Regions from separate parts of the Mus musculus genome. Here region 2 is linked to region 1. Evidence: chromatin loops called from intact Hi-C (ENCODE). Cell type or tissue: left cerebral cortex. All regions are shown on one strand. Each heading gives the region's core, and the rest is flanking DNA. Links, peaks and the distances in the headings are about the cores only. Region 1 overlaps Ntrk3 (neurotrophic tyrosine kinase, receptor, type 3). Region 2 has its middle 550 kb from the start of Gm39038.

Evidence for each region. A loop is a pair of places that touch in the nucleus more often than their neighbours do. Peaks named below come from ENCODE experiments on the same cell type or tissue, not always from the same donor. Only the 100,000 strongest peaks of a DNase experiment are listed, where the experiment ranks them.
Region 2: a loop joins it to region 1, with 2.7 times the contacts of the local background. A loop is called at or near these places in 2 of 42 quality-filtered maps.

What each region holds. Positions count from the first base shown.
Region 1 is chr7:78,289,094-78,304,339 of GRCm38, reverse strand. All of the region lies in intron 12 of Ntrk3 (neurotrophic tyrosine kinase, receptor, type 3), which reads left to right. Among named protein-coding and RNA genes, the nearest start is that of Gm39038, 280 kb to the left of the region's middle. In left cerebral cortex, for the core only: a CTCF peak has its summit at 9,831; a DNase peak (open chromatin) is centred at 9,830.
Region 2 is chr7:78,016,700-78,031,945 of GRCm38, reverse strand. No RefSeq gene overlaps it. Among named protein-coding and RNA genes, the nearest start is that of Gm39038, 550 kb to the left of the region's middle. In left cerebral cortex, for the core only: no CTCF peak of the experiment used is centred there; DNase peaks (open chromatin) are centred at 8,066 and 8,689.

The sequences.
Region 1 (15,246 bases), core at 8,545-11,044:
AGGAACCTGAGGTCCAGAGTGGGGATGTGTCTTACCCAAGGTCACATGGTGAGTTACTTCCTTTGACATCTTTGTATGAAGTAAAGCCCCTTCTCCTACCAGTTTTGATTCTTAAGACCCAAAGACCCATAAGCCCCCAGAGGAGTATGCTATATGTAGGGTTCCAAGTTAAAATTAGTATTCAATTCCCTTGGGTGAGAGAAATTTTTTCACAGGAGGAAGCTTCCTTAGGTTAAAGTGAGGGATGTAGAAGAGCAAGAGAGAGATCATGGCCTGAAGAGAAGCAGTGGCATTATAAACCTTGTCAGCAGGCTTCCCAGATAGCTGGAATTCCTGTTCTGCCTTTGCATGTGCCAGAGATGCCCTGGTTGGGGTTCAGGGCAGAACCATGGAATAACAGCCCATGAAAAGCTAAACTTCCCCTTAACATGACATCATGAACAAGGGAGATACCTCCTCTTTTCATAACCTGATCTCACTCCTTGCAGACAAAGGTAACATAACAACCAAAATGACTCATCTCTACTTTGATCATACTATGTCCTAAGTAGGAGGAGCAAGGAAATCTCAGTACAACTGAACTCTGTCTTAGTCTCTCCCCACTGTGCATGCCCGATACTCGGGTCCTCACGGTGAGTTCTCCATTCCCGAATACAGCTTTCTTAGAAAGCTGGGTTTTATCTGTTTACCTGCTCCCGTCCCCCATATATAAATAGGTATTTTTACAATCTGGAATTGATTGAGCCATCCGTTTCTGGATTTTGATTAGGAATACCCATGTCTCTGGACATCCTATTCAGTCCCTAGACATGTGGCCAGAAAGGAACCAAGTTGTCATGAGGCAGCTCATCGTGACCTTGTGGCCAGCTATATCACTTACTCCTCTATGATGGCTCTAGCCCCTGTAAGACATGAGATTATTGGAAGGTTGATGTCTTAGTCGTTTTCTAAGTCATTACCTAAGCCTTTCTAAGCTCTGGCAATATAAGGTGAGAGGCTAATGAGAAAGTGTATGTAGGCTTGGGAGTATGGTACCCTTAACTCCTTGTGTAGTTGAGTGTGGTAAGACATTTAGTTCTTAGAATTAGACCCCTAAGGACATTGAGTTCTGAAAAAAGCATAGCCTTCCTCCCCACCTCCTCTGGCAATGAGAGTATACATGCACACCCCCATCCTCCTCCCCAGGAGCTCATTGTCAGGGTTTCTTCTACCCAGAAACATGCTCACAGACCAAGACTCCCTTAGATGGGTCTGCTGTACCTCTTCCATGACAGTTCTAGGGCAAACCACCCATGGAAGACTTGGTCACTTCCCTCTCTTGGTTCAGCGAAGGTCCCAGCAAAATGGAGTGTTTTCCATTTCTCTGAGCACACATATTTTAAGTTATCCCTAGCCCTATCCTTCCCTTCTGCTGGCAATTCATTTTGTCTATTCCCAGTATATACCTGTATCTATAGTTATAGATTTTCCCCCCTTTCAAGTTCCCGCTCTGTTTCCCTTCTTAGTTTTGATCTTCTTTGTGGGTTTTGGTTTTTACTTTATTTTGCTTTTTTCTGTTTTTCTGTTTTTTTTTTCTTTTTGTTTTTTTATAGGTTTCAGAGAAATTATGTTGAATCCAATAAGCCTTTCCGGACATTCCAAGCCTCTTAACCATGGCATCTATGTTGAGGATGTCAATGTTTATTTCAGCAAAGGACGTCATGGCTTTTAAAAAACAAAAACAAAAACAAAAAACTCCTTTTAAGCCTCCTTGTTCTGATGTCACCTTGGTAGGATGGGCCCTCTGAGAGGTTGGAAGCGCTAGGCGTTGCTCTTTTTGGATCCAGGGATGCTAAGTAGAAACTGCATGAGCCACCAGTGCTCCCACACCTTTTACCACCACTGAGATGGGTGTGTCTCCCATCGACCACTGGCAGGTTGTTGCCCCTCCCTCCTGTCATCACTGTGTTCCTTTTCCTCCGGCCTCCGAGGCAACTCCTGCCAACGTCTTTAGAGCCAATAAAGAGAATCCAAACCCAAGCACCAGGAGCTACCTTTAAAACACACTAGCCATTCTCTTGACCCAACCATCACGAGAAAGCCTGAAGTCCAGCCGTGTTCCGGTCTCACTTTCCTGCTTGGAAGCATGGGGTCTCCATGCTGTCCTCTCAGTGACCTCGTCACCCTGCAATCTCCAGTGGGGAAGAGTCACAGAGGGCTCTTAAGCAGAGGTGGAGATGGTGCGGTAAGAGGAAGGGGAGCCAGGCCCAAGTGTTGGCAACAGATTAGGTCTCAGAGGGAAGAATGGAAGACAGTCATTTTTGTTGGTTTATTTTTATCTTTATTTTTTGTGTATGTGTGTGTGTGGAGAAATATCATACTTTTTTTGTGGACACACTTGCCCCCTCCTTCTTCTTCTCTCTGGAATGGCTCACAGTGAGTGCAATGTTAGAAAGTTCTTTGGAAAGAGTTTTTGCTGGCTCCACCTGGGTCCCTAGAGCTACAGTTCCGACAAGCATTGGCTACGGAAGGTCTTGCCTGTGAATTGGCCATCCTACTAGGACCACAAGGGACCAAGGGAATCAGGGACCAAGACCCTTCCTCCTAGCCCGTGATCTCGGGATTGGCTCTCCTCCCCTACATTCACTTTCTCTTGACTCTGAGAACCTTTGGAACCCAGTGGAATCATCATGTCAAGGTCAAGATGAACTGAAGGGGAAGAGAAGTAAAAACCTGGCCTCCTCCAGCCCCTCTCATGGCACCGATGGGCGTGTCATCCTGGTCTCTGGTCAATATGTGTGTTCACTTTGCTTGCTTCCACTCATGTCTTACTCCACAGCCATCCTCTCCCAAAGAAAGGTTGTTCCCCAATTTTCAACTTGGCCCTCTGGGGAGAGGGAAGGGGTTGATAGTTCTTTACATCATAGGAAAGGCACTTTGCAGAGTACAAAAGCCTAGCCAGATTGGCTGAGTGTCAGCTGAATGGATTCTGGCTTGGTCCAAGACTCCCCAGTTCCATGGAGGTCCCTGTTATGGGAAAGGATAGCAGGCATCCCAAGTTCAGTTCTTGAGACAACATGGTGGTTATTTAATAACCAGTATGTTCTAATGTAGTGCTGCAGGGCAGTGAAAGATGGAGCATATGTTTTTGGCAAACTGAGCAAATTTACCTGTATGCTAAAGATACTACTCAAGGGTTAGACTGCACCTGTGGATGGTGGATCATCATGCCAGATCCCTAGCCTGATGCTCTAGACACCTCTGAGGGGTACATAAGCATGCAGCTTTTCAAGTTCTTTCCCATGACCTAGAGTGACTTCCACAGTGTCACTTTAGGTACAGGGTTCCTGAAGGGCCCCGAGTCCCTTCTAGCACTGCTCCCCCTGCTCCCCATGGTTGTAGGTCAGGTTCTTCCCCATCACACCCAGATGATCCCTCTGGTTCGGATCTCCTCCTGAGTGTGGCTTTAAGGAGTAAGCTTGAGGATGATGTTTTTAATTGTTGTAAATCATGACCTCATTTCCAGCCTCCCAGGCTCCATCCATCGCAGCATCTTTTATTCTGGCATTTCTTCACTTTGTGCTATGACAATGGGGCATTGTGTTTCCACAGAGACTTATAGGAGTGTTCAGTGTATAGTTTCTTAATAAACACTTTATTTTCTAATGAAATGACTGCATCAGACCTCTTATTTGGAAGTTTTGCAAAGAATATTAAAATGTAGCAATTCCAGGCTGCCCAGAATTTGTTTTCCATATTGATATTACTTTTCAGCAGAAGTTTCTAGCACACTTCTGCTAGTGACAGGGTTTTAAAATATGTTCCATCGGTTGGATTCATGGAGACCCCTCCAGGTACCTCAGATTCCTACAATGGAGTGCTTCTTCATCTTATTAGGAACCTAGAGATGTTCAGTGTTTATCATTACAAAGTGTGACAGGCAGAAGCAATATCCAAACTCAATTCCTTTAGTTACTACTAGAGCTACTGATATCCTTGGTACTTGGGGAGTTTTCTGCTATTTGAGAAGCTACAACTTGTAAAAGTATTATTTTCAGAGCTGATGTACAAAGGGACCTGGGAATTGGGGTGAGGAGCCTTTCTCTTTGATGTATCAGCGAGCCCGTGGGGTTCTCCCTCTGGCAGAGTACCTTTTTATCTTTCCTTACTTAGAAAGAGATTATTCTCTGAAATTACAGACCAATCTCTTTATACATACATATATACAGAAATATGTACATGCACACTCACAGTCACCATGGTTTGGCTGTCTTGTCAGGGTCTACATGGGCTCCCAGAATGTGGAGGACACTCCCCGGATCCTACTGGAAGTCAAAAGCTGAGTTGAGGGGGTGTATGCCTTTAACCAAGCTTGGATCCTGGCCTCAACACAAGTGTAAAGGCTAAAAAAAATGCCTTCTGTACTTTGTGTTTGTTTCTTTTGGGGAGGAATGCAAGCAAGAGAACAAGTGTTGGGGAAAGGATAGTAGGTGGGTATGGACTCTTCTCTGGGCCTCACTGGGGCTTGTTGAAACTCCATCATGTAGGAAGTAAAGGAGAAACAGGCTAAGGTAGGTGGGAGGTGTGGCAGTGTTGCTAAAATGAGATTGGTATCTTTCTGTATAACATCACTCATTTTATTTTCTACACATGTCTGATTGAATACTTCCTGCCCTAACGCAAGTCTGTGTCCATAAGAGTGGCCTGGTATAGAGGCTGCACTAACTCCCACTTTTGTATATCCTTTGAGGTTCCAAGATTGGTTGGGGCAGAGATTTCTGGTATTCAGGATTATCCTTGGGACTAAGGAAAGGGTCATGAATTCAAGGGAGGACTTTGGTTGTTCATATGAGTTAAGTTCTGTATTATCCCATGCATGGCACAGACAGTTGGTGGGACTAACCCCTGAGAAGATGGGAGGGAACATGAGTTTGTTAGCATGGAGAACTCTTCTTAGGGAGAAGAACACAAGAGGAAAGCATAGAGTGGTTCAGAGGTTCAGTAGCAAGAACATAAAGGAGGCTTTGCATGGTGGCTTCTATCTTACTAGTGAGGTATGAGGCAAGGTCATGTGCCATGTGTGAGAAGATCTGGTAAGAGTTGAGAAGATACACAATGTCATTGGAAGACACTATCATGAATGCCAGAGATGTGCAGGAAGGTTTCTGGGCAGAAGAAGGACCTGGATGAGTTTGATAAAGAATGTCTCATCTCAAGGGGTGTCATTTCCATGGTTTCCTGATATGTGTTAATGTGCCATGAGATTCTCCCCATTAGACCTTGGGGGCAGACAGACTCCCAGAGACACCATCAGTCCAGAAAGAGTGCCAGATTGGAGGGCTAAGGAGCATTACCAGTCAGACCCGCAGTTTCCTCACCTTCTTGGTTCAGAGCTCATTGATAGATGTTCATGGTGACTTTCTTAGACTTAAACATGTGGTTTGATCTTAAGAGATTTTGTAGTAGAACATTATGCTTGGCTAACCCATGGGCCCAGCTTGCTTTTCAGGTCTTTATTCTGGAGTGTTATTTGAGAGGTGCCACATGTGTGTATTGGAGACTGTGAAACTCAACCATGTGCTTACTCTATTGGGCACCTTTGAGTGACACAGCATATAGAGGCTGTGCATGAGGCAGTGTTGTGTGGCCAGTTCATGGAACTAAGGGCTAAAGATCTCAAATTAGGTTCACAATAGAGCACTTGTGATCATTACCCTGTTTATTATAGGAAACACCTGCTCAGAACCAGAATTTTTTCTATCCATGGGAAAGTGAGGCTCAGGAAAAGTCACTAGCTACCCTGGGTTTCCACAGCAATGGTATCGTAGGGTATGCCTGTACTCAGGGTACTCTTGGTCATTCTTTTGGTCCCACAAAGCAGCCTCCTTTCTGCTCCTAGAGGCTTTACCCTGATAGCTTTCTACCCTCTACCTTAAGATTATGCATTATCCCCTGCTTCCTTATGGAACTGTCTTTGAGATCTCCTGGTGTGTTGAATCTCTGCCATACAATTCTTTCCAAGCAGAGATCAGACACTAAGTAGCTTCAAATTAGAAGCTAAGAAGCTGGCCTCTGAGCTTCCCAGGTTCTCCTCTCTCTCTCATGGGCATTCCATATTGCAGCCAAGTTCACAACACATGCATGCTCACCTCCCCCTCTCCGTAGGTGTGATAGCAGCAGCAGCAGCAGAATACTAGGCTGTGACACCTCCTCTAATTCTAATTTGGCCCAGTTCCTTTAGGCCGAAACCAGAATAGAGCAAAGATCAAGAGTCTGATATAATCTTAAGGTAGATGGTGGGGGCTTGGTTCCCCAGAGCAAGCCCAAGAATGGGCAGATCAATGCAGAATAAGTTCATTGTTGCGTAGCTTTCTGAGCTAAGACAGTCATGGATTGGGCAGAGTGGAGTCTTCCTTCTTCAGTGCTTGCTCACTCCTGCACTGAAGTCAGAATCGCACACAGGTTGCTTAACGTGACTCTGATGCAAAATGCAAAATACCAGTTTGCAGAAAGACAAAAAGAATAAATAGGATAGCGAAGAGTAGGTTTGGTTCCTCTGAGGCTCTTCTGGGAGACAAGGTGGAAACTCTTCTGTTTGACAGTGGAGAGAGAGAGAGAGGCTGACTAGAAACTGCTGGACCTGAGTTGCATCTGCAGCGTCCAGTGTTGGCCTTGGACCCCATTCCTCTCCTCGGCCTGTTCTACCTACCCACGTCACTCCATGCTCTTTAATGCTGGTTGATGTGGGTGAAGTTACTTAGCAGTCTTGGGTTTCCTTGGAAAGCTCTGGTTCTGCGTTCTGCCTCCAGAAATCCTGTGGTTACCGCCCCCTCGACTTCCCACTTCCCAAGAGAATCTCAGCCTAGATCTGACAATGTATTTTCAGAGCTAAATCAGATTCCTCCTTCAACCCTACTTGAACTCACAAGTGACTTGAAGGAGATGTGGTAGCCAGGGGGTGGTTCCAAAATTACATCAGGAATCAGAAGCCTGCTTGGGCAGGATTTGGGCCCTGTTTCTTTGCACACAATGATGGAAACCCCTGAAGAGTAACCTAGCCTCATTTTTTTGTTAAAGGACAACTTGGTCAGGAAAGATATTTCTACGTGGCTTGTAAAAGATCTGTGACCCCTCTGCCTTGTGAAGTCTTTCCATCAGGAGAATGGCTCCCCACAACATAAAATGTCTTTGAGTGTGTTTGCAGGGGCTCAGTCTTCCTTGCCCACTCTCATCTCCTTGCAGGTGGATTTAAAGGTTTGGAGTCTTGTTCAAAGTTTCTGCATGTTCCAGTCTGTAGGAAGATGTCTGGGAATCAGGAGGGAACTCTTAGGGTTAAGCCATAGATGGGGACAAACAGAAGTAAGATGTTAAGGGTGAGCTCTGTGGAGCATAGATCCTGGCAGGTCATAAAGGATGCTGATGACGCCTGTGTGGGGACCCTCCAGCCCAGGCCCAGTGGGCACTTGAGACCTTTTGGGTGAAGGTCAAAGTCAGGATTACAGACTCTCAGAAAGCAACCACAGCTGCAGGAAAAGCCGTTGATGACAGCTCTTGTGGGACTTCCAGTCCTGCATACTAGAAGACACAGGGATTTATTACACATGATCAGAAACACTCCTTGGCTTTACATAATCACAGTGTTAACTCGTGACCCTATGCAAATCACAGTCTTTCAACACCTTTTCGATGTAAATGAGTATAACCTTGATGGTTTGAAGTGGATAAAGATGGGGTGTATGGCACAGTCAGAAAGAGTGGACCCTGAATATTCTGATTCCAAACCACTGAATTCTTACTTCACCTTTCAACTGAAAAAAAGTCAAATGACACTTGTGGCTTTAGAGGAGGGGTGGTCAGGACCCCCATTCAGCCATGGACAGGGGTTAAGAAGCAAGGGGTGAGGCTGCCCACAGGTATGCATTCTAGACCTGTGCCCTCCCCCCAATCAAGAGCATCATAGCAACTCAGAACACACCACCAAGCCAGACTTTGGTAAGTAACACTGGGGAAAGCCTTGGTGCAAGACCTACAAGGCCAGCTTGCCTTTAAAGATTTCTTTCCTTCTGTTTCTGCCACCTTTATGTTTTCTGGAACCATGGCAGCTAAATGAGGCTTGGTTCTGCCTTTGGGAACTGCATTGGAGCAAGTAGCCTTTTCCCTTCAAAATATGCTTTCTTGCCTCTCTTGACGTTGAAGTTCATTTGCCAGTGAGAAGGACAAAGACCTAAGCTGACAATGGGTAAAGTCACTTCAATGCTGTCAGATGTGGCCTGGCAAATTTCCTATTACAAACTTCTGAAGAGCCACTAACTTCCTTACTCTGAGCACATGCTAGCTGTGCTGTGTCTGTGTCCTTGTGATATGATATGATATGATATGATATGATATTGTAAGGCTTGCAGTGGTATTTGGCAAAAACTGGTGAATCCTGGTCCCCTTCTCAAATTGATTTCTCAGGGAAAGAGAAGGTGATGACTGGAGGCAAGAGCCATCTGCATCCTTATGGGAAATATGACTTGGTCTCAGACACTCAGGTACTTAAAATACCCTTGAGTTTGATGGTACAAGGCTCTAGCCTCTGCAACAGGAGGTTTCTAAGCCCGCAGCTGTTCTTGCTGCTTTTCATGGAGGAGTAATCACAGTCCCACCTGATCAAAATAAGAGCACATCTGTGACCTGAGGTCAGTGTCCCATAGGCCAATCACTAGTCCTAGGGAGCTGGAAATCCTAGAACACAGACTAGATGCTAACTGGATCGATCACTGTGTGCACATCAGTATCATCACCTTCCTGCTGATAAGGTGGAAGAAATAAATCTGCAAGCAACTCTTTGGGAGTGTTATTTCTGAAAGATCAGTTTGGCTAAAAAGGTATAGCCAGAGCCTGTGGAACTCTCTGGATATCTCTATCAAGGTTCCATAGTTTTGCTCAAGTTCTTTACTTGAGAGGAAGCTGACTCTGAATTGACCAGTGGGCCCTGGAGTCTGGTTTTTCCCAGTCAGTGGGCACCATGGGAGGTGCCATCATTACAGATCATATTTTGGAATTTCATGGCTTAAAATTTTCAATCTGTATCTAAATGATAACAGAATGCTTCAATCTTTATGGTTGTCGATTTGGCATTTCTTGTGACCCTAACAGACATTTGTGGGTTAACACCCATGATGTCAAATAGCCAACTTGCTTAAGAAGAAGACCACAATGGCTACCATAATCATTTTATTGGGTCAGCCACTTCCCCAACTGTTTTTCCACATGGACAGTTCAGTTTTTTGGGCAAGGCTTCAGCTGCCGCAATATGGCTCTTCCTTAATTTGGAATTTCCCAACCTGCAGAAAAATCATTTTCCCATTTCAGTTACTAGATAAATGATGTGAAGATCATGTGTCTCTCATCACTGGCGCTAGCAGCACCCCCTTTAAGTCTATCAGATTCGAAAGATTCATCAGATAGCTTTAGAGAGCATCACACGGCTCATACATGTCTCATCCCCAGGTTCACACTGTACATTAGGATATTGAAGGCTCTGAAAACCCCTGCTGTAAATAAACCTCGTTATTCTGCAAGTTTTCCAACATAATTGAACATAGAGCATTCTTTACCTAACATCTATTAGTACATTCCACACACATATTTCAGGAAACACTGGTTATTGTGTAGTTAGAAGCTTTTGAAAGAGACCTAAGAAGGATGCTTCATCAGTGACCTGTTGATGTCAAAGATATCAAGAAAGGACCATACCTCACATCTCTACCCAACAGGAGGCTCAGTCCTCCATATGGTAAGTCCCTTCACAAAGGAGCTTGAGACTTCTCTAGCATGAGCCACTCCCACAGACTGATGTCACCTAGTGGTGGCACACAGAAATGAAGATGGGAATCCCAGTCTCGGCGTTGCCACTAAGCAAGTGATGTGGGGTAAGTAACTTAATTTTCCTCATCCTGTATTTGTTTCAGTATCTGACAAAAAAGCCTGACTGACACCCATGTAAATAACCTATTCTACAGGCACCCTGAATGCCATGTCCCAGTACGCCACTGCTGACTCCTGGCAGGGAACATCTCTTGGCTCTTGGGGACTCTCTGGTGAATGTACTGACCCCATGGCATGGGAAGAGTGTGAGAGAGAAACAGAAAGCTGTTTTTGTGCATAGGGATCAAATGGTTTCTCTGGGTGAGGAAGGAAGCCAGTGTTTGGGGTTTAACAGACCCTTCCTGTCACCTTTGGACAGGGCCAAGCGGGAGTTTTCAGCAAGATTTTCCAACTTTGATTTCAAGGAGGCAGCTCTGCCTAACAAATAGTCTGAAATGTCAAAGAATAAATGTTAAAGCTTGAGAGGTCGCTCTCCAGGGAGTTGCCTGGGCTGGTGAGGGAGGGAGAGGAGGGGAGGAGAGAGAGAAGGACACAGAAGAATCCTCTACATAAAGATTCCAACTTGGTTTTGTGATATTTAAGAGAAAAGGAAACTGAATTATTTATAACGTGGAAGATGGAAACAGGCTATAGAGGAGTGACGGGCACGGGGATGGGAGTTTACATTCCAGTATTTGGCTGGTAAAGCTTCTTTTTGTCCTTGATGTGCTATTGGCCATTTTCTGGGTTGTCTACTGTCACGACACTGTAGAAAACCAACATCATCTGATACAGGGGTTGGACGAGGCAGTTTCTGGAAACAACTACTGTGAAAAGCATGGATGCCATTCCCTTCAAGGGTCTGAAGTATGTGGTTGGATAGCCCTTCGCTGTCTCTCAGCTTCCAGTCTGTTCTTCTCAAGGCAGAGATTCAGGGGAGCCCATGTGTGCGTGGCAATCCTCTTGGTCTTGGCCTGGACACCAATACATCCAGGAAGGTCGATTTCACCTTTCAATTGCTTCATCTGAAAGATGATGGAGACAATTCTCCTATGCTTCTTCTGTGACTATCAAGGATGCCATGTGATATTTGCACTTTGTAGCATAGATATAAGCTCTCTATTATATGAGGTGAGAAAAGAGGTGAAGAAAATTTAAAAGAAGAAACCAAAAGCAACAAAAGGATTGACAGTCAAACTGGACTGGATGGGGTATCTGGTTTGTTTTGGTCAGTGATGCAAAGAAAGCCTCTTGGTGATAATTACACATTATGATTCTATAACACAGGTAATGGAACCCATCAAGTTTTAAAGTAAGAATGGCTTCAGGAGCTCACTCTTCCCTTTTCACAGCGGGCATGAATGTGTCCTTTGTCACTTTCCTAATAACACTTTCTGTGTGCTCCTGACATGCAGAGAGAGAAAAACAGAGCTAAAGTTTGAACACTTTGTGGTTAGTGAAGTGGAGCTACTCCAAGTGTAAATCAGATCATGAGTGAGCCTCCAAACACAAACAAGGATCACTGTGTTTGGGGTGCTTGTGTTTTGTTGAAAATAGCAAATGCTTGCACTTTTCCCCCTTAGACTTGTTTTGATCCACCTTGATGAGCCTAGAGAACATTTTTTCAGCTAAAATATCACAATGACACTCCAATTAGAAACTCTGAGATGCACTTATTTCTACAGTAGCTTACTGGAGTCTCTATAAAGATCTTCCAAATAATTTTCATCCAGTCCCCACTTTCTACCACATAGTAGTTTAAATCAGCACCCGTTGACTTAGGAGCTCTTATACTCTTAAAAATTATTGAAGTCATATCTGAAATTAGAACAAAAAATGTCTGTACCCATGAGCATGCACAAAGCTCTCAGAGTGATGTCACCACCAAGTAATGAGGGAATGTACTAGAAAAATTTCACATGTTACATAGCAAACTGAGGAGGGTCTGTCAGCTTTATAAAATCCCATTGATAAGAGCAGAGTCAGTGAAAGGTTGGAGATGTAGAGAGAGAAGCTATTGTGTATTATAGTTTCCATTACAAATTACATTTGGATTTGTTTAAGGAATATGCCAACCAGCAGTGTTTAAACCAGCCCTTATACAAGTAAGAGGATTCATTAGAGAGGATGGAATATACCGTAGGTTAAGTCTATGTGGTACCCAACACACCACCCCACAGATACATGTCTCATCATAGTTTGCTGTGGGTAACAGTATCCATACCTCCTATGATACATCATTTGTATAATAGAGGTGAGAACTACCTTAATATAGTTATGATAGACTCTTTGTTACTAATATTTCACAGTCTCACTATGGGAATAGGGTCTCTAAGAATGACTTCTGGGGGCTCAGTGGTAGTCATTACCTGGCATGTACAAGAGACTGGGTTCTGTCCCCAATATCAGAGTTTAAAAACCAACATTTGGGGGGGCCCTAAGTAGATACTGGGTCACTAATTCATCCTTCAACCACATGGCAACATCTTCTCTGAGGTGTATACTCTGTTGCTAAGTCAAGAAGTTTCATTTTTTTTTTCAAGAGCCTGATAGTCTACTGCAGTGACTTTCAACTGATGGCCAGTTTTATCCCTTGGGGAAATGTGCATAGAGACCTGTTTGGTTGTTATAACTTAGGATGGGTGGTATGCTCCAGCTTCCACTGCACAAAGAATAATGCCAGCCCACAACATTAACAGTGCCAAGATTGGCAAGTTTCAGTTTTATGAGAATGTAGAGCAGTATTCCTTAGTATTTTGTTGTTGTTGTTGTTTGTTTGTTTTTTTTCGAGACAGGGTTTCTCTGTATAGCCCCGGCTGTCTTGGAACTCACTTTGTAGACCAGGTTGGCCTCTAACTCAGAAATCCGCCTGCCTCTGCCTCCCCAGTGCTGGGATTAAAGGCGTGCGCCAACACACCCAGCAGTATTCCTTAGTCTTGAGCAAGAGAGACTTGTATCGTTCTTGGAACCCTCTCTACCTGCCAGTGTTCAAGAGCCATGGGAAATGATCATCTACAATCTACCCCCTTCATTGATAATGCTTTAGCTGCCTCACCTTCCTCACCAAAGCTCTTGATGTGCTTCCAGGATCCTATCAGACTCTCCACTAAGGTATTCTAAGAGTGCTATAATTTAGATGGTCATGCTAGGCTTGGCTGAAGGACCACTTTGGGTAGTGGGATGTGAGGTTATTGTAAGGGAACTTACACATGTTGACTGAATGTGTACATGTATCCATATGAGGCCTGTTTTGATGCAGGCTGAAGATGGGGTCTTTGAGAAGAGGAACAAGCGAGGGGTAAAACTTTTAGCATCATATGTCTCAGAACACCAAGAAGCCAGCATCCTTTGGGCATCACTTTAAATTACACTGAAGATATGTTTAACAAGGTTATAAATTGCTCAACAGCATGATAGCCTGATTTATACCTTCCTAATCTTTGGGCATCAGAGATATTTGCTTCTAACTAATAAGGTATAGATCCTGTGTGAATAAATGAATAATTAGGAAACAATATGATGAAACTGTGTGAGATCTAAGCACAGAGGAAAGAACATCTACCTCTCAAATGGCATTTAAAAAATAGTTTTAATTACATGTATTTATTTATTTGTGCATGCTTCTCTCCCTCTCCCTCATCTCTCTCTCTCTCTCTCTCTCTCTCTCTCTCTCTCTCTCTCTCTCTCTCTCTCTCCCTCTCCCTCTCCCTCTCCCTCTCCCTCTCTCTCTCTCTCTCTCTCTCTCTCTCTCTCTCTCTCTCTCTCTCTCTGTGTGTGTTTGTAGGTTAGACAATTTGTGTGTGGGTCCTGGAAAGAAACCTCATATCATCAGATTTGGTAGAAAGTGCCTTTACTCTCTAAGACATTTCACTGGCCTCTAATGCTATTCTTAAAAATGTGGAATCATGCCATCTATTTGCAGCTGTATATGTGGAAATGGTAGTTCACAGGATCCCACAATTAAATGATCAGTTAAGATTTAAATGTTCCATCCTTTAAAGAGCTGCTGGTCTTCTCAAGCTTTGGAAGACCTGTCCCTATGCAGCTAAGCACCGAGCTTCTTTGCCTACTCCAGACTGTCTGAGCTGGACTTTGTGCCATCTCTGTGTTCTGCCAATGCTCATAGAGTCATGCCCTTGTCAGGTTGCTATGGAGACTGATCTCAAGGTCTTCACAATTGATTGGTATTTTGGGGAACTCTGTGATTATCAGTATGCTGTAACCAACACCATAGGGGTTGGGTGAGTCCATCCACCGTTGCTTCCATGTGTGGACTGTTGTGAGAAAATCTGTCTGTAATAGAGAGGTAAAGACACTGGAAAAATTGAATGGGAAAGATTTTTTTCTACTCTTAATAACAGTGTGCTTTTTTTTTTCTGATTGCAAAAGTAATTTATATTCACAGTGGAAAATTCAGTGAAATGCAGAAAAGCATACAAACACATAAATTATCTACCATCTCATCACCCAGAGACAACTCTGCTAACATTTTAGCTTTCTGCCTTCTAATCTTTTTTGTGTACTTATTTAATTATTTAACAGGATAAAGTCATTCTATGTGAATGTGCACACACATTTGTTTTTATTTTTCTCTTTTATAAGATTGCTTTCATGTGCTGTGTCATTTATCTCTTGCAATATTAAAAAATTGTGTATAGGTAATATATTTACCAGATGGTTCAAAAATATACCTTACAAAGACTTGTGTATGAAAGCATCATTTTTTTTTTAATAGCAAGAAGTAGAAAAACCCAATGTCTGTGACCTAGTAAGTTGGTCAAGTGTTCAAGTTGGTCAACAAAATATGATATATGCCTATTGTGGAATACCATTAACAACTAAAAATGGGGAAATATTGATGCATGCTGCAATGAATGAACCTCAAGAAAGGCCAGGTAAAAGAAGGAAGATCTGTATCAACTGTTAGGCATACTCAAAGCTAGAAAGGCAGATGTTAGTTTATTGGTCAGGTCACCAAAGCCTGGGTGAGGACAGAGATGAAGTGCGAATGGCCCAACATACTTCACTAGGATGATAAAAGCCTCTACAACTGGATTACATTGATGGTTATTCCATTTAGGAGATTTACTAAAAATCATTGAATTTTACATTAAAATGGGTCAAGTTTATGGTATGTATACAATGCCTCAATAAAGTTACTATAATATACATTTAAAATAAAGTGTATATGTGAACTTTATAAAGTTTATGTATATGATATGTAATATAAAGCTTATTTAAAGTATATATAAACTTGTTTAAGATACTGCATTTGTCTCTACTCTTTTGCAGTATTTGTATGTATAAACTATGGACACTGTCCCTCCTACATGTGTCCCTCACCTGCAGGTTCTTTAACCAGTACCATCAATCCCAGTTAATATTCTTCTGTGTCCCTCTGAATTAAACACAAGT
Region 2 (15,246 bases), core at 7,509-10,008, 270 kb after region 1:
TGATTTAATCAGGTAGCATTTATCAGAGACAGTCAATATCCAAATGTACCAAAATTATCATTAGTATACTTAGGGACCTGTCTTCCAAAATATCCTTGTTTCATTTCTGTATGTTTTAATTTTTCATTTTGTTGATTTTTTTATTATTGTAAAGTCATTGAAAGTTTCTTTTCAAGCAACACTGTCCTCTCTCCACTTTGTAAATCATCTTTCCCAGACTTGAGTGCATTTTGAGTTCTAGTAATCTTAAAATATCTTCATTGATTGCTCAGATATAAGAATTGTATAATAGATGAAGATAGTGTCTCCTTGTGCTAAATCAAGTATCTCTGAAAACAGTCATTTTTACTATGATTATATGCCTGATGTCTGTTCTCTCTCTCTCTCTCTCTCTCTCTCTCTCTCTCTCTCTCTCTCTCTCTCTCTCTCTCTCTCTCTCTCTCTCTCTGTATGTGTCTGTGTGTTTGGAAATACAGGCAGATACTACCTGTTGTTCACATCTGTATGATATCATCAATCTTGGCTAATCCCACTGGCAAGTTCCAAACATCTGCAGGCTGTAGTTCGTGAGCAGAACTCCAGATCCTCACACTGTTTTCCTTCCCTCTGGTTCTCATCGCTGAGCTTGGCAGTGGTGCAGGCACAGCTTTGGTGATTCCTCTTGTAAACTGAGCCTTGTGGTACATACCTGTTACTGAAGTAAGCACTAGAAATTGGATCATGGGTCTCAGTGGAAAGTTATTGGACAGATTCCAGACTGTGTTATGAAACAAATCTCTGTTTCCAGGGTGGGTCAGCTCAGTCATTGAATGATGTGTGTGTTACATGGGTGCATATAAGCACCACAAAAATAAAACAGCCTTAATTTCTGGGAAAGCTAGTGTTCCAAATTTGAGAATGAGTTATTGAGGGGTAGGTGGTGTTTCATTGGTGGGTTATGTATTGGAGAAAGTCTAATTGTTTTCCCAACTGAGGCCATTTATTTACCCTTAGGGACCTAGCTCTGTATTTTGAACTGAGGAATAGGAGTTCAAGGTTTGTCATGGCAGCTGTTGGTGAAGACCCTGAATCCTGTTTCCCCAATGACAGTGTTCCTACTTCTCTTCCCTAACTGAATCCTTGATGGGGTGCCTGTCTTTCTTGGGCTTTGAGATCCCATTCAGTCTCCCTGGATCCTGATATCTGAGGGTCTGCTGTTTGTGCATTGCTCTCACTTACCCAGGAATGCTTGGCCACCTCCTTGGCCTCTTTATCTATACGCTATCCATTATCATTGATCATTTCTGCCTAGTTGGTTAAGTCTTACAGACGATGCTCTCTAAACAAGCAAACAGACTATTGAATGCTCAGAGTCCCTAACTATCCCATTGTATTTCTTTTTTTAATATTTTTTATTACATATTTTCTCAATTACATTTCCAATGCTATCCCAAAAGTCCCCCATACCTTCCCCCCAACTTCCCTACCTACCCATTCCCATTTTTTTTTGGCCCTGGCATTCCCCTGTACTGGGGCATATACAGTTTGTGTGTCCAATGGGCCTCTCTTTCCAGTGATGGCCGACTAGGCCATCTTTTGATATATATGCAGCTAGAGTCAAGAGCTCCGGGGTACTGGTTAGTTCATAATGTTGTTCCACCTATAGGGTTGCAGATTCCTTTAGCTCCTTGGCTACTTTCTCTAGCTCCTCCATTGGGAGCCCTGTGATTCATCCAATAGCTGACTGTGAGCATCCACTTCTGTGTTTGCTAGGCCCCGGCATAGTCTCACAAGAGACAGCTACATCTGGGTCCTTTCGATAAAATCTTGTTAGTGTATGCAATGGTGTCAGCGTTTGGAAGCTGATTATGGGGTGGATCCCTGGATATGGCAGTCTCTACATGGTCCATCCTTTCATCTCAGCTCCAAACTTTGTCTCTGTAACTCCTTCCATGGGTGTTTTGTTCCCAATTCTAAGGAGGGGCATAGTGTCCACACTTCAGTCTTCATTCTTCTTGAGTTTCATGTACGCGCCCGATCTTGTCTGATCCTATTGTATTTCATGTCAGACTATATCACAAGGCAGAGGTCTGCATGGGTTTAACTTAGAAATACAAAAATTCAAATAGCTTCTATTGTCATCACCTAGAGCGGATTTTTACCCCATAGGAGGTATTCAGCCATAGTTTTTTGCTACGTCAGTTTCATAAATGACAATAAAATCCTGCTACTGGCTTCTCAGGAATTAAGGCCAGGCTTTCTAATAACAATAATATAAAGAAATAGATAGACCCAATAACAAAAATTATCTGGTCCAAGAATAACATTCTCTGCATTCTCTGCATTCTCTGCATTCTCTGCATTCTCTCTCTCTCTCTCTCTCTCTCTCTCTCTCTCTCTCTCTCTCTCTCTGTGTGTGTGTGTGTGTGTGTGTGTGTGTGATTTCTTTCTCAGATTCGAGTCAACTTACTTTCTTCTGTCCCTTTTACTGAGCATTTGTCAGTGTAAATGCACAGGGACAAACAGACATCTGCTGTGCAAATGCCAAGTAGAACTTCTCCCTCCATGGAATTTCCCATATATGCATGAACAGCACAAACATTTTGTGGGAAGTAATGTGTACTTAGAGTAGGAATAGTCTCCAGAAATACAAAAATAACGTCATTATCCCTCCTGACAAAGAGACTAGTCCAGGAGCCGGGCAAGTAGCTACAAAATGATAGTGTGATCCTACCAGGGCTGAACAGACAAGAGACAGGAAGAGCATCATTGTTCAGAACTTTTTCCTCTCCACTAGCGGAAATTCTGAGCAAAGCTTTAGAGAATGTTTAGGTAAGAGTGGTACCTTTCAGCTGGAGCAATCATGGGAAAGCATGGACTAAGGCAATGTCTTTGTTAGTGTTCTCCAGGAAATCAGAACTAATTACATATAGAAAGATACCTAAAGGAGATGGTGCACAGAACTGTGGGAACCGAGAAGCCCCTCAATACTCTATCTGCAAGCTGGAGAACTAGGAAAACCTGTATAACTTATTGCATATACCAAGACTGCACACACATGCGTGAGTGCGTGCGTGCGTGCGTGCATGTGTATGTGTGTGTGTTTACGAGTAGTGTCAGAATCACCAGGAAACTTAATAAAATGCAAATAATAGATTTAGCCACAGATCTACTTACTCAGACACCATAGGCTTCCTGGTGGAGCCAGCAATATTGTTTAAGTAAGCCAGTCAGAAGTACTGGTGTAGGTCTTGGGTCCTGAAGACTAGAACAGCCCCATTTCTTTAGGAAAATCTATGTAGTTCCTTGGCATTTTTCTTGTACTTGGGCTATCACAGGATCAGTTGATGCCCACTCACACTGGTGAGAATGGGTCTTCTCTACTCTGCTTCCTCATTTAAACAGTAAGCTTTTCAGGCACACTCAGGAAGAACCTTCTGCCAGTCACCTATATATTTCCAAGCAGAGTTAAATGATCTTCTCAAGCAGTCACTTAAGTGAGCTGCCTGCCCCATGCATTCTTTGATACTTAGAATTGGACTTTGGGTTTGACAAGGTGAGAATTACTATAGATGTAAACCCAAGGCAGAGTTTAAAACAACAGCACACATTAGTGCTGGGGGTGAAACTGGTTCTGGTCGTCAGGTACAGCTGATTCATTCATGATTATGTTCCATTTATTCACAACTACACTCACATATTCAGGAAGTATTTTTATGTATCTAGACACCGTGTAAGTTTGAATTTCTATTCCACTGCAAATTTTAGTTAAACCATCTAAGCTTCATATACCATAGTTTGGTTATGAAATAGAAAAAAAAATAGTTCCCCTTCTGGGGTCTCTTGTAAAAATTAAATAAGCTAATATTCATGATGCAGTGAAGGTGTGCAGTAACAAATGAATTGCGGGTAGCATACCTATCCTCATCCCCACTGTGGCTGTCATCAACAGCATCATCTTTATTGAGTTGTTCTCATCTCTCCTGAAGATATGGTTTCTTTCTTGGGCTTCTACACTGCCAACCATGCAATGATAACATACATACATACATACATACATACATACATACATATAGGCACAGATTGTGTGTATGTATATATGTAACTTATATACATACACACATACAAACATTTATACAGGCATACACACACACATACATACACAGGCACAATATAAGTATATGTATTACATAGTTAGAATATCATATATTATGTAAAATATAATATATAGAATATTTTATATAATATAGAATATAAAACATATAAACATAGGATGTTATACACATGTAATATTTCTGTGCCATATATACAGGGACACAATATTCTGTGTTTCATTTGCCTGTTCTTAGCAAGCAGGACCTGAACAGATCAGACTGATTGCTCACTTTTTGGTTTATCTGATCCGTCTTTCCTTCCCTGTGAGCTGCTAAGACGTGGGAGGAATCTGTTTCACTGTAGGCTCATTGGCACCTCTTCAGTTCCTGCTCCCTTTAAGGGAAGTCACTTGATGCACACACAAGCCTGCATACAGGATACCAGAGCAGTGAAACTTCGCTAAATGTCATCTTCACTGTGCTGCACAGAGTGGGCAGTGACAATAATACACCAGCCTTGACATAAATTCTCTCTAGGCAGGAGCTGTGACAGGTTAGGCTGTGGGTAATGCTAGTAGACTGCAGAGATCACTGCTCAAACTGGCTCCTGTATGGCTATAAATGAATTCCAGATTTGTTCTCAGAGTGGCTAGTCTGATCCCTTCCTGTGCACAGGGGGATAATGAGGGCTCCAGACGCATCATCATACTCACAGATGGTGGGCTACCATGTGTTTGGCAATTCTTACTTAAGAAAGGCTGAGTGGTGTTTTCCTCCTGTGTTTCAGTTTTGACAAATCTGAGAACTTGCTAGAATGTTCTTAAAGGTAGAAAGGTCACTTTTCTAACACCTCTATGAATGCTCACCCTTTGAATGCATACATTCTTCTTGAGCTCATGAGAGTGCTCTCTTTCTCTCTTTCCCTCATCCCCCGCACACACTGTCAAACAAATATTTGAACAAAATGTCTTAATGATGTTGTACCAGATCATATTATAATCTCCTGATGAGGAGATGGCAGGAGGAAATCTATGCACAGGAATATCAGGGACTCTGTGATCTCTTTTGAGAGTCTCTAGAGAAAGACATTAGGAAACTAAAAGCTGCTAACTTATCTCTTGGGATACTCATGCTTCTTGAAGTGCTGGCCATCTATCTAGAGCTGTTTCCCAGACTGTAGCACCCACTGGGATAATCTTGAAAGCTATCTTTAGTCAATACTGCTGGCTCCACCCAGGGAGGGCTAGAATATCTGAGTAATCAGGTCTGGAACTGACCATAGTATTTGCATTTTTACAAGTTCCCAGGTGATTCTGATGCTGCTAGTTCATGCACCATTGATCTAGAAAATATATGCAGCACTATAGTAGGTCAGTAAAGGGAACTATGAATGTTGATCACCTCTTTAGTGGGAAAACCCTGCTAACATAAGGATCAGGAAAATCTCAACTGTCACACAGGAACAACAGAGGCACCAATGCTTCATCCACTATTTTAATCAGATCAGCCTTTGTGTTGATCTCTTTTGACATATGGACATTCTCCAAGAACAGGCATGACATTCTAGGTTGTAATTCATTCTCTCTATGATGTGCCACTATGAATATGACACATGATTCAGAATAGGTTGTAACCTATTATTCTGAATATAAGATTTCTTTTTCTCCCAGATAATGTGGATGTGATGGGTCAGCCCAGAAGATATTTGTGCTTGGCAAGAAAAATTAAGATGTCGGAAAGCAGACACTAAGCTATCAAAAGATATATTTGTACACATTGCTTCCTTCCCTTATGCCTTATTGATCTTAGGCTACTGAAATGCCACCAGCTTTGAGCCAGCAAGACACATATGGTTGAAACTGTAAGGCTATTTTTGGCTCAGGCACACTGGATTAACAGTAGAGACCCTGGTGGAAAGGTTTATGAGGAGAACCATGCCTGCCAGATTCAAGGATTTTCATGCAGTTCAGAAAAACGAACCATGGAGAGACTGAGCTGAGCAAGGAAGCAAACTCCTAAGACCCACCCTTAATGGTGCTCATCAATTTTACCCAACCCTAAAATTATAATCTCAGGTCTGGAGAACAAATCATAAGATGAATATTTTTATTGGATATTTTATTCATTTACATTTCAAATATTATCCGTTTTCCCAGTTTCCCCTTCACAAACTCCCTATCCATAACCCCTCCCCCTGCTTCTATGAGGGTGTTCCCCCTTCCATTCTCACCTCACTGCCCTACACTGGGCATTGCACCTTCACAGGACCAACTGCCTCCCCTCCCATGATGTCCCACAAGGCCATCCTCTGCTACATATGCAGCTGGCACCATGAATCCCTCCATGTGTACTCTTTGGCTGGTGGTTTAGTCCCTGGGAGATCTGTTTGGCTGATTTTGTTGTTCTTCCTATGAGGTTGTGAACCCCCTAAGCTCTTTCAGTCCTTCCCCTAACTCCTCCATTGGGGTTCCCAGAGCTCAGTCCAGTGGTTGGCTGCAAGCATCCACATCTGTATTGGTCAGGCTCTGGCAGAGCCAATGGAAGTATAGGAAACTTTTACTGACCTAAAAACATATATTCACCAACTCTGTGAAAGCCTCAATGCAGACAAAGCCAAGGCCTTCCATATAGGAAGGAAACATCTTCAGGACAAAGGCCATTACCTTTAATGCCAAAAGAATATCAGTACCTGGACAAAAGATGGCAATAAAATAAAACTTGATAGACTCAACTAAATGTGAAGCATCTGAGGGTAAGCAGTGACAAACAGGAGTAATTAAATAGGTTTGTAATTTCTGGGAGGACTTTTAACAAAACAGCTACCCAGTAAATTAGATATGAATATTCTCACTTTGCTGATAAGTTCTGATGAGCGTACACTTCAAATTTCAAGAGCAAGAAAGTGATGGAAGTGAGCATCAAACGCAGGTCTTTGGGATTCCAAAGCCCATGCTTATTGCATCATTGCAGGGTACCATTGCTGCCCTTGATCACACAAAGAAGGCCACTGTTTATATCCAAACAACCAGTTACAGTAAAGGACCAAATAGGAGAGAACAGACTTCCTGAGGAAAATATAATGGGTGGAACAAACTCAGATCAGGACATCAGAGAAAGTTTTCATCCAGAGAGCTCAAATTTTAGGAAGATTTTTATGAAGGAGATTGTATTTGAGACGAGTTGGGGGTTGGTTGAGTCTGTTTTTTATTGATAGCACCAGCAAGGAGTAGAGAGCTAAGAATGCAGGTAATGAGAACCTGAAGAACAAGTGCATCCAGGTGGGACACACTGGCTCCACCAGGGATTGGGTGATGGATCATGAGAGGAGAATTTACAAAGTTTAACAGGCAGGGGATAATTTTGAAGATTATGTCAGAGCTGTTGATGGACACAGAGAGAGACAGAGACAGACATGTGTACACACACAGAGACAGAGAGAGAGAGAGAGAGAGAGAGAGAGAGAGAGAGAGAGAGAGAGAGAGAGAGAGAGAGAGAGAAACTGTTTTCCAGGTAAAATGGAGATAGTATCTATGGTGCTGCAATAAACTGGCATTCTGAGCTTGGTTAATAGAACAGTCATGTGGCCAAGGCCAGTGTTAGCAAGCTCAGTGCCTCTGTGATATTCAGAGACCCTGTAGCTTTGCACTAATTCGAATAAACAGTGAGGGAAGTGGATGAGTTCTGATCTGAGAATGAGGCCCACTGAGAGGCTGCATAAATAATTTTGGGTTTTAATTAGGATGAGATCCCTCTTGAATTCTTGAGCAACATCAGACATAAAGAGGAGATAAAGCCAGGGCTGCCAAATGCTAGGAAGAAATATGCAAAGGAGCAAAGGAATTGAGGATCTGAGTGGGCTCAGGGTTGGCAGTTACCTCATTTTTGGAGCTTTCTCCTGTTCAAGGAGCTCCTTACTGATAGAAAACTTATCACAAGGCTTGGGTTGTGGTCAGGATAGCTTGTTTCTAGACATACTGCAGATCATTGCATCCAAGGACAGTGACTCAGCCACAAAGAAGATAAGATCACAGTAGGCACCCTAAGGCTGACAGTAGAGCTCTAGACAGCTGAGCTGGCCTGGCATGGCCTTAATTAACTCACTGCTGGGTTTATCTAGTTTCTGTGATTACCTTACTTGCATAATTCAGTTTCTATGATGATCCAGATGAGAAACATGTCTTTCCCAACATCTTGGTTGACTAAGTCTTATGGAGTGCATGACATACCTTATGGTTGTGACAAAGTGAATGACAAATGGCAAAATACTTTTAAATGCGATAGATATTAATCACATATCTAATACACACCAAGAATTGCTTTGGAGCACTTTCATGTACAGATTCATTTTAATCTCAAAGGAACCCTGGGAATTTGTTTCTAGATGTGCAAACTCTGTGTGGAATTTTGAGAGGATTTTCTCAAGGTCATGGAATTGACAATAAAGTCTCCCACTTCCAAACCCCCGTTGTTTCATGTAGAAGCATTCCAGAAATGGAGAGGAAAGCAGCAGGCATCCTTATTAACCGGGGCCACAGCTCCCCACAACACCAGGAGGCCTCCTCATGGAGGAACACTGTGTATCTTGCCAGTCTCTTCTAAACTTGTGCCTTAGAACAGATGTCAGGAAATTTTTCCATAAAGTGGTAGGTGGGAAGTACTTTAGACTTTACGGACCATCTGTCTTTGTGACAGCTGCTCAGTTCTACTACTGTAATGACAAAGAGGTATAATGGAGAAGTAGATGAGCATGTCTGTGTTCTAATAAAACTTTATTTGTAAAAGCAGACTATGGGCTACATTTTATTCATGAACTGGATTTGGCCTGGGGGCAATTCTGCTTCACAGCAAAGGATGGCTTGGGTTTAATTTCTCACAGGAAGTACCAAGGAACATAATTTTCCTAAAATCTGGATCTTGAAAGATGATCTGTCTGAGTGGGTAAACTGAGGTACAGTATATAAAGTGATAGTAGAAATCTGAGGATTATTTGCTGAACATTTATTAGGCTTTAAATACGTAAAGAGTATTTAAGATGCTTTAAATTAGATGCTTACATTTAATGATTTTGAAAATTCACATTTAAATAATTTGAATACATGGATTTTAAGAATGTTTGACCCCCCCCATTTTGTGTATATAAGTTTCCCAACTCTAATTAGTTGGAGCTAAGTAAAGGCTGTCCCCATTATGTAGGCTCGGCATTGTAGGTATTCACATGATTTTTCCCTTATATTCACTTTATATGTTATTTGAGTTTGCAATCTATGTTTTAAGGATATTTTATTTTTGTGTGTGGTGCATACATACATGTGTGCATGGCTTTATGATATATATATATACCAGCCAGTTCCTCAGCCATTCCCCATCCTTTTTTGTTTGTTTTGAGAGTGACATTCTCAGTGAACCTGGAGCTTATACAGTAAAATAGACTGGCCAACTAGCAGCTTTCAGCACTCTTCCTGTTTCTGGTACCCAGTTCTGCTTTTAAAGATGCACATTACCATTTCTGGCTTTTTCCACAGATCCTGGAACTCAGGTCCTCATGTTGGTATGACAAGCACTTTAGTGATGGAGCCATCTCCATTGCTCTTAGAATACTTGTTTCTTAAATAAATTTTGTTTTGTGTATTTTAAGTAGACAACATGATGTTATAAGATACATATAGATAGGAAAATGGTTACCATAGTGAATCAAATTAACATATCCACCATGAATATTTTAGAACACACAGTCAAACACACAGATAGAGAATAAAGTAGTATGTACCAGGGGTGGCAATGCTGTCAGAGGAGGAAACAGGGAGATGGAATGCAAAACACCCAAAGCAGCAAACAAGGATACTTTCTTTGTACACAGAATTAAAGGCCAATCCCAAGTGGCTCTCAGATATCCATATAATTTTCTCTTATTGCTTTGCTAAGGCTATGACTGACCTCTGTATGACAACATGATGAAATGGTAGTAATGCAGAAACATTGTCCTGATGGAAAGGTTCCTCTTAGAGCAGAGGGAGAAGAAAAAAAATCAGGGTGTGTATATGTCATACCTTAGAAGACTCAGTGACAATTCTTCACCGAATTAGAAGGAGCAATTTGCAAATTCATCTGGAATAACAAAAAACCTAGGATAGCAAAAACTCTTCTCAAGGATAAAAGAACCTCTGGTGGGATCACCATGCCTGACCTAAAGCTTTACTACAGAGCAATTGTGATAAAAACTGCATGGTACTGGTATAGAGACAGACAAGTAGACCAATGGAATAGAATTGAAGACCCAGAAATGAACCCACACACCTATGGTCACTTGATCTTCGACAAGGGAGCTAAAACCATCCAGTGGAAGAAAGACAGCATTTTCAACAATTGGTGCTGGCACAACTGGTTGTTATCGTGTAGAAGAATGCGAATCGATCCATACTTATCTCCTTGTACTAAGGTCAAATCTAAGTGGATCAAGGAACTTCACATAAAACCAGAGACACTGAAACTTATAGAGGAGAAAGTGGGGAAAAGCCTTGAAGATATGGGCACAGGGGAAAAATTCCTGAACAGAACAGCAATGGCTTGTGCTGTAAGATCGAGAATTGACAAATGGGACCTAATGAAACTCCAAAGTTTCTGCAAGGCAAAAGACACTGTCAATAAGACAAAAAGACCACCAACAGATTGGGAAAGGATCTTTACCTATCCTAAATCAGATAGGGGACTAATATCCAACATATATAAAGAACTCAAGAAGGTGGACTTCAGAAAATCAAACAACCCCATTAAAAAATGGGGCTCAGAACTGAACAAAGAATTCTCACCTGAGGAATACCGAATGGCAGAGAAGCACCTGAAAAAATGTTCAACATCCTTAATCATCAGGGAAATGCAAATCAAAACAACCCCGAGATTCCACCTCACACCAGTCAGAATGGCTAAGATCAAAAATTCAGGTGACAGCAGATGCTGGCGTGGATGTGGAGAAAGAGGAACACTCCTCCATTGTTGGTGTGATTGCAGGCTTGTACAACCACTCTGGAAATCAGTCTGGCGGTTCCTCAGAAAATTGGACATAGTACTACCGGAGGATCCAGCAATACCTCTCCTGGGCATTTATCCAGAAGATGCCCCAACTGGTAAGAAGGACACATGCTCCACTATGTTCATAGCAGCCTCATTTATAATAGCCAGAAGCTGGAAAGAACCAAGATGCCCCTCAACAGAGGAATGGATACAAAAAATGTGGTACATCTACACAATGGAGTACTACTCAGCTATTAAAAAGAATGAATTTATGAAATTCCTAGCCAAATGGATGGACCTGGAGGGCATCATCCTGAGTGAGGTAACACATTCACAAAGGAACTCGCACAATATGTACTCACTGATAAGTGGATATTAGCCCCAAACCTAGGATTCCCAAGATATAAGGTACAATTTGCTAAACACATGAAACTCAAGAAGAATGAAGACTGAAGTGTGGACACTATGCCCCTCCTTAGAATTGGGAACAAAACACCCATGGAAGGAGTTACAGAGACAAAGTTTGGAGCTGAGATGAAAGGATGGACCATGTAGAGACTGCCATATCCAGGGATCCACCCCATAATCAACATCCAAACGCTGACACCATTGCATACCCTAGCAAGATTTTATTGAAAGGACCCAGATGTAGCTATCTCTTGTGAGACTATGCTGGGGCCTAGCAAACACAGAAGTGGATGCTCACAGTCAGCTAATGGATGGATCACAGGGCTCCCAATGGAGGAGCTAGAGAAAGAACCCAAGGAGCTAAAGGGATCTGCAACCCTATAGGTGGAACAACATTATGAACTAACCAGTACCCTGGAGCTCTTGACTCTAGCTGCATATGTAACAAAAGATGGCCTAATCGGCCATCACTGGAAAGAGAGGCCCATTGGACATGTAAACTTTGTATGCCCCAGTACAGGGGAACGCCAGGGACAAAAAGGGGGAGTGGGTGGGTAGGGGAGTGGGGGTGGGTGGGTATGGGGGACTTTTGGTATAGCATTGGAAATGTAAATGAGCTAAATACCTAATAAAAAATGGAAAAAAAAAAGAAAGACTCAGTGAAAAATATTCCAGAAGATTGCTTAGAGTAATCAGGCTGAAAGGAAGCATCTAGCCAACGGAGTTCACACTGGGCTGGGCAGAGTAGGGCTTCTACTAGCTAAGATAGGCAGCGTGTACATAGACCAGGACCCCCAGGCTTCTCCATCCCTTCCCTTTCTCCATTTCTCCCTTACTTCAGTTTCCCTTCTTGATAAGTGTGGATATGATCAGTTGTACAGTAGCATATATAAAATATTTTAGTAATGTGCTGTCAGTGGTTGAGTAAATACTTTCTTGTCCATATCAGCGTTCTGCCATCTCCTCATCCTTCCCCTTTGCTTGCGCTTACTTCTCAGAAGAAGCTGTCTCTTCTCCTTACCTAGGCTCACCTGTCACTTGTCTGTTATCTGATTCTCTCCCAGGTATCCTTTTCTCCCTTTCGTCCCTTCTATCTTGCTCCCAAACCTGCTCTTAGTTTCCTGATCAGATAAGGAGGAGCATAAACTTCTCTTCATAAGGAAAAGTCCTGTTTCTGTTGGCTTACTCCTGCTTCCTTCATCCTCAGGTACCTCAAAGGCAAGGAGTCCAAGCTTGCCTGTCAACACTGCTCTCTTGTTCTTTACCTTATCCTGGATGCTGCCCACTGTTGTCCCAAATCTGTGCTTCTCAGATCTCTGCAAGCCACAGTCATAAGCATCTCATAGCTCTTCTGCAGGTGGCAAATTGTTAGATAATATTCTAAAGACATTAAAATAATAATGATTGGAAATTGATGCTAATTATACATGCATTATCTCACAGATTCCTCTTGATTTTCTTTTTAGAGTAAATGGTACAGACCTTATTTGTTGGCAGGGAAATGGGTACTGGGAAGGAATAAATGAGCCAGGGCTTTGGACAAGAACATAGCTAGGCTCCTTTCATTCCAAGCCTTACCAGTCCTGCTTGTTCATTATGTCAGTTATTCTATTATAGTTTCTTTCCTTTTCCCACAATGGCCACTTCTCTGTCTCTTTTGCTTGAATGTAGTCTTCCTCCCCAGAATTTGTCTTTAGATTGTCTTCTTTCGACAAGCTCCGTAGCTCTTGTTTCTATGGAGAACTTATAATATTTATTCTGCCATGCATGCCTTTGAACCAATTTTTCCCCCCCTTTGGCATCACATTCTTTATATGAAATAGAAGATCTTTGTGAAGTTGAGGTATAGTTAAACTGAACACCCAATCTTAAATTAGACGAAGTAGTTTGGAGTACATTTAACAAAAATCAACATGAAAACGTGGGAAAATAAATGAGATCATTAAGGTTGAAGCATGATGATCAGTGTGGAAGAATATAAATGCATGTCTATATTCTAGCAGCTAATAATATCACAATGGAATTAAGAGAGATTCATTTTGCAATAGGATTATAAAGGGCTAAGATACTTAAGGATAAACTTAAAAGAATAAGTGAAAAGCTTATGTGATGATTATAAAAAGCATTATTAAATACATTAAGGATATAAACAAATGGAGAGTCATCTAATGTTCATGGATAAGATGATTTAATAGTGCTATGTGTTCTAGTCTTAAAATTGATCTATATTTTAACATAATACTTTCAAAATAACAACTACAGGAATTCCTTTTTTCAGTATTAACAAGTGACTGCCTGGTATTCAAAATAACAATCTTAAAATGAACAACAACAACAACAACAACAACAACAAACATAACTAACATTGGAGAGTTTACCTTTCTTAATTGTGATAGCATAAAGTTAGCTATATAAATAAGTGGGATAGAATTTATAGCTTAGAAGTGTACTCACAAATTTATAGCAATAGCCTTTTAGTGGCTTAAAGAGCTGTGATTTCAACAAAAGATATCAGGACTACCCAACATCCTTATAAAACCTATGAACTTGGGCCTCAGAAGATACATAAAATTTAACTATAAGCAGACTAAAATTAACATAGCAGCTAAAACTATATTATAACATTTCTTAGAAAAAAATGTTAGTGATGGGATAATTCAGTGGTTTAGATACACTAGCAAAAGAACAAGTATCAGAAGGGAAGATAGATAAACTTGTCAAAATGGCTTTATTGAAAGTGAAAGGACAACTCATTACTAGAACAAGATAAGATATTATAAACCACCCTTAGGATAATGCAGTTTGAATTTGAAATATCCTTCATGTGCTTGTGTTAGAACACTTGGTTGTCTGCTGCTGCTGCTGTTTAGGAAGGCTATGGAACATTTTAGAGATGGAACCTGGCTAGAGGACATGGGACCTTCAGCCTTGATAGCCTGGCTCCAGTTTCTCTCCCTTCCCTGCTCTCCTCTTTCAAATGCAATGTGTCCAGGATCTTTCCTGCTCCTGTCTCCCTGATTCTAGTTCTGCTAATCAAGATGTGATTAGGAACCTACATCAAATATATGTATTTTTAAAAGCACACATGTTGGTTTAAAAAATGGACAGTTGATCTGAATAGACATCTCTCCAAAAAATGTTCAAATAAATAGGGAGCACATCAAAAGACACTTAACATCAGTAGCCACTAAAAAAGGCCTCCCCCACATATGTATTAGATGTGCAGCTTGGTCTTCATGTGGGTTCTGAACAACTGGAGCAGTGGCTTTCTCAAAAGCTGTTGCCTGTTCTTGGGACATGTTCTTCTAGCTGCCTTATCTGGCCTCAGGGAGAAGATGCACTTAGCTCTTCAAAGATTTTCCCGGGTGGGGGGGGAGGATATCCAAGGGGCCCCACCCTCTCATAGGAGAAGGGGATGGAGGAAGGGTTGTGGGAGGGGGTGACCAGGATGGGGGAAATGAGCAGGATGAGACCCCTGCTCATAGCAAGTGTTGTTGAGTCTGAAGGAATTGCAGATGGGTATGTACAGTGCAGCCCCTGTTCTCAGTATTTCTTCAAAAAGTGAACCCTATCAATGTTTATAGTAGCACTATTTACAATGGACCAAAGGAATAATAACCCTAGTGCCCATTTACTGACAAACAGGTAGATTTAATGCTGTATATCTATACAATAGAAAATTATTTGGCAATAAAAGTTAATGAAGTTCTGATACGTGCTACAGAGTAGATGATCAGAGGAGGCATTAGGTTAAATT